2 separate regions of the Homo sapiens genome follow, and region 1 is linked to region 2. The links are chromatin contacts, found by Hi-C or POLR2A ChIA-PET in ENCODE. All regions are on one chromosome and are shown on one strand. Each heading gives the region's core, a stretch centred on a gene start or an enhancer-like site at or near the end of the contact. The rest is flanking DNA. Distances are from core to core; before and after follow the strand shown. Region 1 overlaps LRMDA (leucine rich melanocyte differentiation associated). Region 2 holds the start of ZNF503-AS1 (ZNF503 antisense RNA 1).

Evidence for each region. Hi-C counts contacts between places; a loop is a spot of excess contacts on that map. ChIA-PET counts read pairs that join two places held with the same protein, here RNA polymerase II (POLR2A).
Region 1: a map of ascending aorta shows a loop between it and region 2 (2.3-fold over the local background). The contact joins the enhancer-like site here to the promoter of ZNF503-AS1 in region 2. A Hi-C loop is called at or near these places in 1 of 168 maps with a recorded cell type or tissue (ascending aorta). POLR2A ChIA-PET finds 5 or more read pairs at or near these places in 1 of 52 experiments (activated CD4-positive, alpha-beta T cell).

What each region holds. Positions count from the first base shown.
Region 1 is chr10:75,540,643-75,544,730 of GRCh38, reverse strand. The region is part of intron 2 of LRMDA (leucine rich melanocyte differentiation associated); the gene reads right to left. Among named protein-coding and RNA genes, the nearest start is that of MIR606, 9.8 kb to the left of the region's middle. Within about 2 kb of position 1,635, at least 4 of the 41 ENCODE cell types and tissues checked have a DNase peak (open chromatin) inside an H3K27ac peak, as active enhancers do; they include ascending aorta, where a contact is called at or near this core.
Region 2 is chr10:75,293,177-75,297,738 of GRCh38, reverse strand. ZNF503-AS1 (ZNF503 antisense RNA 1) reads right to left here and starts at 1,356. Exons shown (of 4, transcript NR_038226.1): 1 at 1,088-1,356. It also overlaps a transcript of ZNF503 not described here. RefSeq lists silencers at 2,476-2,525, 2,546-2,655.

The sequences.
Region 1 (4,088 bases), core at 386-2,885, 250 kb before region 2:
TGCTTATTATAGAGATTTCAAATCATGCAGAAAAAAAAAACAAGAAAGTTTTTTAAACACACACAAAAAAAGAATAACATTACAGCAATGCAGCAGGAAGTGTTTATACTCTTGCCCCAGTGCTTAAGGTCAGGGGAGGGCCAACTCTTTGACAGCTGGGATCATGCAAGAGGCAGTACCTTCCTCTCTAAGTCATAGCAGTGAATAGGAAGACAAGAAAAACTGTCTTTCGAGCACCCTATATCCAAGTCAGAATTCTGAAGGTTTTTTCCAGTAGATCCAATGCTATAATGGTTAGGTTCCCAGGCTAGCCTAAAAAATTCCACTTACCCAAAATAATCCTTTTCATTTTGCAGAAATAAATTTTGTGAGATAGTTTAGAAACCTACCATCATTTAGTCCTTCATTTTTTAAGAATAATTCTAAATATGTACTACCAATTAACAATAAATGTAGGGAGTTAGGGACTAAATGTAAGGTAAATAAACACAGCCAAATCTTTTCTCTACCTATTCTCCCAGAAGCTCCATTAATACTAATCTGTATCTTTTCTCGTAGGTTCACCATCAAAACTTATCAAATGAGTGTGAAGACACACACATGGACACAAACACACACACAAACGCATGTGCACGAAGCTTCATTTCTGAAGTGAATCTGTAGTTGAGTTTTTAAGGATGTCCCTGGCACTCCTTTGAAGTTGGTTCTTGGTGTGAAACGATGGACACAGGTGGGGTGAGGGACCCCAACTTTAAACATGCCAGAAAGCACAAGCCACAGCAAGGAAGCACATTCAGCGACACTTGTATCAGAATTAGTAAGTTTCTGTCACTGAAAGGAGTGAAAATCCAGAGGAGTGAAAATCATCAGGGACATTTCAGCTTACTGTCATGTTTCATAGACAAAATTACATTCCAGGAAGAAAGGAGTAAGGGGAGAAGGGAGAGGAGGTGTAGGGAGGGAGGAAAAGCTGCACAAAAGTTCTGAAATATATCAATGTCCAGAAATGGGAAAGGAAAAAAATAAAAATAAATCTTTGGAGAATTTAAAAAACATGAAATAAAATATCTATCTTATTTCAGAATCCTGGAGTAAATAATATTTCTGATGTTCCCATAGAGAGTCAAATCCGGCCAGCAAAACAAACACAAATACAAATAAATACTGGGCTGGTGAATTAGGGAAGGTACACAGAGGAATTTAAAAATAGGACGAGGGTTTTGTTCAGAAATGGGATCCTTCCTCTCTCCTCCTCCCCACTTCCATTTTTTTTTCTTGAAGTAAAATCCATTATTTTGAAAACACCATTAGAAATCCTAAAGAAATAGCAAAACACAGTATTGTGGTATTCCAAAGTAATATCTCTTGTTTATAACCATATAAATTTAGCCCCTGGCACTACAGGGCTTATATAATAGAATAGAGTTATTTTAACAGCGCCCTGTTAAAGAAGAAGCAAAATGTTCAGCTCATTTTCTCCAGTGGGAGGGACCCATGGCCTCATGCGAGAGAGGGAACATGCCTAAGTCATTACTGCGGGAAAGCAATCCGTCAAAGCTGGGTTGCTCTGGCATGGCCAGCACCACTGGTGAGATCAGAGAGGCAGCCTCTGCTTGCAATTACCAGGGAAGGACCTTGGCTCTAGGCAGCCTGCTATCAATTACTACCCTGGCCTCGCGCTTGGACTTGTCAATTTCCCAGTGTCTTCTGTTTTGTAACAGTAAGAAAAAGGGCTCCTCCTGACTGATTCTTGGAAGTTTCTCATGTGTTGTGTCACTCCTCGGTGTCATTAACAATTCAATTAAAATTTCACAGCACACAGGCAGGCTGCGCCGGACAGTGGCAGGAAGGGGCCTGGTAGAGGAGATTTCCGAAGGGCCTGCAATGGGGCCACGTTGGATCAAGCGAAACCAATCTTGAAATTTCTTTGATTTCTCAAGTCAGGCCTGCATGTGTCTCCCATATGACATGACGCTGGCTGTCATCTTGACAGGACGACATGTTTGATATTCTCACCCCATTGGGGGTGTAGTGATGGAAAGGAATTTTAGGCTGGCTAGAAACAAAAATCTTGTACTATTTCACTAAATGTTTTGGCTCCACAATAGATAATTATAAATATTCGCAATCAGCTCTCTTAATCTGCAGTGAGTTCTAGAAACTTCTTTTTCTCTATTTGTTTTTTTATTGGGTCCCTCTATTTTCTTGCTTTTCAGAGTGGGGTTGTCTAGAAGAAATGAGAGACAGAGCATCAATCACAATTAAATTCTTCAGGAAGGTAAGATGACTAGGAATGCTAAACAGGATGGCTGGAAACTAGAAAGACTTGCTACTGTCATTATTAACTCTGTGAAAGTGCAAACACTCCTTTGTCTTGCTGAATGATGGAGCTACACATGCTCACGTGCTTTTAAGCGTCCCAAGGGTTTAGGGAAAAACCAAAAAAAAAAAAGTTTCAGGCTTAAGACTTCTGAGGCAGCTTTCTCTCTAACCCCCTCAATGAGTTTAGTCATGCAAGGAAAGATTCTTTAAAGTTACCAAAGACTTTGTTTAATGCCCAAGAAAATGCAGACTGTCAGCACCCTTTGTCAGGTTTTGGTGGCTTAAGCCCATTCTCCAATACACTGGTGACCCTCCACCCTCATTCACTAGTTTCTTTTTGACATCAAGCGCTGGATAATTGTTTGATTTCCTTCTAGGTAAAAGGAGATTAAATGCCCAGCTGCAACAGCTGACATACAAAAGGGAAAATATAGTTTAACCACCATATTTATCAAGATAATTTTTCTTCCACACACTGATTAATAACATTAGCCAACATCCCCTTTGGCTTGGGGAGAGAGAGGTGGGGAGAGACATGTCCCCCTCAGAGTATCAGAAACAGGAGTTGACAGTTCAAGGCAAAAATGATTTGCATGTAAATTCTCATCAAAAGCAAGTCTGCACCCTGAAGTTGTCAAGTTTTGCTACCAATTTGACACTTAAATGGGCTATAGCAAAACTTGATTTAAACTGAAGAGGAAAAAAACATGGCAACTCAATTACCCCCTAGCAGATCGGATCTGGCAGCTGAGGTCAAACTTTTCACCCTGCCATTACATTTCTCAATACCTGATGCTTTAAACAAACACTATGTATTCCTCCTACAATCCTGGAGGAAAACGCATTTCTCAGGGCTCCCTACTGTGCCCCAGATTAAAAAATAAATTTCACTTGTGTGGGATCTGGGGCCATTTTCTCCATGTAAATTTCTGAATAAATCAGGACTTAAGAAATGGCCTTTTGCACTGGGAAAAATAGTCTCTGCTTAAAAAAAAAAAAAAAAAAAGTTTGTGGGGAAGATTTGTGGAGTATTAAAAGATGACTTAAAAACAAATATTCCCATAACATTAGAGGCAAAACGGTGACCTGTTTTTAGTTTGCTTTTAATATATTTCATATTTGAGCTTAGGCTGAACAGCACATTAATTCAGCAGGGAGAAAAACAGCTAGCTAGTTCCAAATCGGCTCCAAATTTATGGAGGACAAAGTATCTCATAAGGCCCTGGGACAAAGGCTCAAATCCAGGAAAGACCCAGTTGGCCTCTGGGAATTCCGTCCCACCAGGGTTTGAATGCTGCGGTTGCCTAGGCTATTCAATCCCTGCAAGAGTTCTCATTCCTGCAACAACTATTTAAACCAACAGTTGTTAAAACTCTTCTTATAAGTGCCCTAAAGCAGATCCAAAACTGTTTTTTTCCTTTTTAAAAAAAAAACAACAAAACTTGTTTCCCTAAGTTTGTTTTAAGCTCTTCCTGTAAAAGCAATGAGTTTATTGACTCTGCATTCACCATAATTTCTAGTTCTTATAACAGGTAGCCAGGTAACACATAGGGAATTATTTTACTTTTTTAGCCAATAAACACATTACATATTTACTGGATGCCAGGCACTCTTCTGAACACTAGGGGCCCAAACATGAGTAATAGCTGCTTACAGTTGGGAAGACAATCACATACACAACTAATTACAATAGTGTGGGATAAGCACTGCAAGAAAGTAATATTCAAAGTATATGAGAACACATTTAACTAAGGGATTCAGTCTGG
Region 2 (4,562 bases), core at 107-2,606:
TATTTCATATCACAATAAAAAGTTTCTTAAATGACATGGGCCTAGGAAGGGCCATGAATGAGCCAATTAACGAGTTACAGAAGCTGTGAAGCTCAGCTGTGCAGCTGCTCTTGGGTCTCTGTGAGATTTTCTGCCTTCCTTATTGCCACCATTTTACAGTAATACCCATTTCTAGAGCTAGCCTGAGCAAGTTTCTGTTTCTTACTATAAAAGAGCCTCATTAATACATCCACAAATACAGCTACTGAAATGAATGAAATCCACAAATACACCTCCAGAAGGGCAGGGGATTTTGTATATTGCTAAATCCCCAGTGTCTAGAACAATATCTGTCACACAGTAAGGTCTTAATGTACATTTCTTGAATGAGTAAACGAATGAGCAGAGGAATAGCTGTAGAGGAAGGAAGGTGTAGAGCAAGAGACTTGTAAACACAGACATTTTTCAATGCAGCCTAGCTAGAGTCGGGGGTGGGGGTCAGAGGATGAATAATGCCTCCTGGGAATGTCAGGAAAATGTCACAGAGGAGGAGATCTGAGAGCTGAGTCTTGAAGGATGAGTAGGAGTTTGCCAGGGAAAGAATACAGGAGAGTAGGATAGACAGAAATAAACACAGATAAAATCACACTGTTCTGAAAGAGGCTGGCACTCTTGGGGATCCTAAGAAGGCTCATGTGGCAGAAGGGCAAGGTCACAGTTGAGGACAAGTGAGAGATAAGGCTGGAGAGAGAAACTGGGGGTAGATGGAGAGGCTCACCTATTCCCAGCCAAGACACTGCAACTGACTCCCGTAGGAATCACAGCCAGGAGAGAATTTTTAGCAGGGGTCAAAATGGCTTTTTAGGAAGCTCACTTTGGCTGAGGCAAGAAGAGTTTCTCCTCTGAGTTCATGGGCCATCTCCTCTGTTGGTACCTACACGTCCTCTCCTGTATGTCTCTCTCTTTCTCTGCATTCTCTTCTCTCTCTCTCCCTCCCCCTGCCCCATGTTTTCATATCTAGATATCTCTTTTCTGCCTGTGGATTTCTTTCCATTTTTCTCTCAAGACATCACTCCTTGAAAATGTCCCTCAACCCCTTCCAGCTTACTTGTGCCCAAACAGCTTCGATTCCATCTTCAGGACTCATTCATCTCCACCAGGCTGGAGTCCTTCATAAAGAAGTAACACAAGATTTCCTCTTGAACAACAAGCTCTTCCGGGCTTCACCAGTTACAGATGAGAAGCCTGGAGGAAGGGGGGGTGTCTGAGCCACCCTCTACTTGGCCCAGAAAGAGTGGGCCACCACCCTCCAAGACCTGCATGGATCCAATGAAGCAAAAACACCATGCTCTCCTCTCAGACATCCTGATGCCACTCACAACGTGAAAGGGGCCAATGGCTCAGAAGCCACTGCCCTTCCGGTCTCCTCCAGCAAATCCTAATACCCAGTTCTCATGCCGATGACCTTCCGCTCTGAAATGCTTCCTGGCATCCACCCATCCTCCCAGGGGCTGGACAACTAGGTCAGGGAGAAAACAGCCCCTCTACCATGCTGAGACAGGGACCCCTCTCCAGGACAATTCTCTTCCCTGAGACAAGAGGGTCAAACAGCTCTCCTAGACATGACCTCAGAGATGTGCAGCCAGGGCCCTGGCCCAATTTATTACCACGGGGCTATAATTAGGTTTGTTAACATACAGTCGAGTGTAGTCTTGTTGACTAGGAACTTAATCACGTTACTATTGAGTTCCTGTACGTATTGCTCGGGGTGACTGTTTTACTTGTAGAGTTATAGCCAAGCCCAACGGGAGGAAATTAGCTTTGGACACAAGTTTGGAGGGGGGTTCTTTTTCCTCCTGACTTTGTCTCTCTCTCTCCCCCCTTCCATGTGAAAATATTTAGCAAACAGTGACAATGATGAAAAACAGTAGGAAACAAAATGTTCTACATTAGTATAAAACATGAAAAATGCAGAAGGACCCTTAGCGGTACAACATGTGTTATGCTGGCTGGCAGTCCATTAGCTCTGATAGACATTTCACTTACCTAAGTCAAATATAACAGTCGAGTATTCATTAATATAAGAAGGGGCTGTGGAATCAGAGCTACCATCTGGCTGGGCCGACAGAATAATCTACAACTCATGATTAGGTCTAAGGAGTGGGGTTTCACTTTAATCTTTCTCATTGCTCGAAATTTCCATCTGCGCAGTTCGGCACATCATTTTTCTTCAAGACAAATGTGCTGTTTTTCATGTTCCAAAATTAGATCAGAAGAAAACGATTAATCATGTCACGGCCTGGGAAAGGAAACAAAGCTCCGATACTCTCCTGCTCTCGCTCCCAGCTCCCGCCCCTCCCTGGCCCTGGACGGTTGCAAGTTTCGCTTTTCCCCCCCTCAACCTCTGGGTCTGCGGCACAACTTTGGGAGAGGCCGCCGCCCGCCAGGAGGAGGAGGGCGGGACTGCAGGGAGAGGTGTGAGGGCGCCCCGGGGCCCATGAGGGGGCGCGCCCCTGCCTCCTCCTGCCACCCCTCCCGGGGGTCGCCCAGGCGGGCCCGCCCCGCGCCGTGCCGCCTGCCCCCCGAGTCGGAGTCGCGGGCCCGGCGTGACAGGAAGGGCCCGGAGCCCGCCTCCCGCGCGTCCCCTCCCGGCCGCCGCAGCCCTGTCTGTCAGGCGGCTCGCAAGTCATAACAAATCCCTGGCGCGGGGCTGAAGCTGAGCATTTGCCGGAGCGTCATGGGGATGATGAATGACCCGTAGGCCTTTGAAGTGCTCTGCCAGTTCAGCTGGGTCCGCGGTGCTGACAGAGAAATATACACAACAGCGTAACCAATAATGAGAACATTAAACATTCCTGCGCCGTGACAGGCTGACAGAAAAACCCGGGCCCGCATCAATCATCGCGCAGATAGAACCCTGACAGGCGGCCCCTCGCTGACACCCCCTCCGCGCGCCCTCCCGGGCCTCCCCCTCTTCCTCTCCGGGGTCTCCCTTCTTTCTCTCCGGGCTCCCCGCCGCCCCTCCTCTCCTTCCCCACCCCTCCTCTCTCTTCCTTCCCCGCTCCGCTCAGTGTCCTCCCCCTCCGCCCTGTCCCCTGCCCCTGCCCTTGGGCGACTGCCTTCAGGGCCTCTCAGAGGTCAAGTGAGGTCTGGGCCACGTCCGTTCTGTGAGGCTGCCCGTGCCTGAACAGTGAAGAGATGCCACCCCAGAGTGAGAAGACTGCAGTCTTTGAAATTCAGCGTTAATAATTTGTGACTTTTCACCCATGCAAAAAAATAATAATAATACAATCATTTACATGAAACCTCATGTGGAACTAGGATCGAAAGCCCAACGCCAGGCCCTTAGGGAAAGGGAGCTCCAGGGGAACCCCGTCCGCCCTCTTCTTTGGGCGAGGGTCTTTTGGAGTATCTTCCTGTGTGACTTTGGCAAGGGATCCTTTTCTTTGTGCCAGCCCTGGCCTCAGCCCCTTTCTTTCAGCTGGATTTATCTGACTGAGATCTGATGTCTGGTCTGTCTGAAAGGGAAAAAACAGAGGAGAAACACAAAGATCTCCTCCTTTTCCTCCACCAGGAAATGAGATCTGCCCAGATAAGGCATGTGGGATGGACTCTCACCCACTTCCCAAAGGAGACGCTGGTAACCTCTTAGCTCCTCCCCGGAGCCTCCAAATCCTCTCTGGACTTGGTTTGGGCTGTGTTTTTTAGGATTGAGCCTCTACTGCGTCCTTGTGAAGGTGGGGCATTCCCCCACTCCTGTCACATACAGACCACCCCTGCCAGGCCCACTCCCCACTGTCCCTGAGGGCTCAGAGAAGAGCCCTGGGCTGGCAGTAAAAGCCAGGGTTCTAGTCGCAGCCATGAGAATTTGGGCAAGTCCAGGACTTTCCTGGACCACAGCATGACAACAGAAGTCTCCACCTTAGGATGCTTACAGATCTCTTTACATTCTCCAAATGCAAAGGGTTATTTTTCCCTCCTTTTATTCTTGGAGATTTTTTTTTTCCATTCTTGGCTTTTGAGGAGAGAAGAAACTCCTTGACTTTCCAAAACATCATGAAAAACTCCCCATAACCTACACACACACACATGCGCACACACACATACACACACGCACACACACAGATGGTGAGTGGACGGGGGGGGCACTCTGGTAATCCCAGGACAGAGGGTGTTATGAGAAGTCAAACAGAAGCCTCAGGAAGACCAGTGCTTATGCTCTGAGGAAAAGCTCCCTAATGGACAGGACTCTTCAAATCCATTTGCATATTTGTTCAGCAGGGCCAGCTCAGGTGTGAAGAAAAGAGCATCTGCTGAGGCAACGTCTCCTCCTCATGGCACAGGGTCATGTCCCTTCCTTCCTGCCTACCTGGAAAGGCCAGCTGCACTCCCACTGGCTCCAGGCAACTTGTTCCACCTGTCCTGGCCCACAATGACCTTGCCCTCCTCTGATGTCCTATGACCCCTGGCCCAGATGAGCCTCTCACCTGCTCAGCTAGACTTGAAGCTACTTGAGGGCAGGATGGTGCCATGCTTTGCTGTTCTCTGGGTCACCTGGGACGAGCAAGATATCTTGTTCTGAA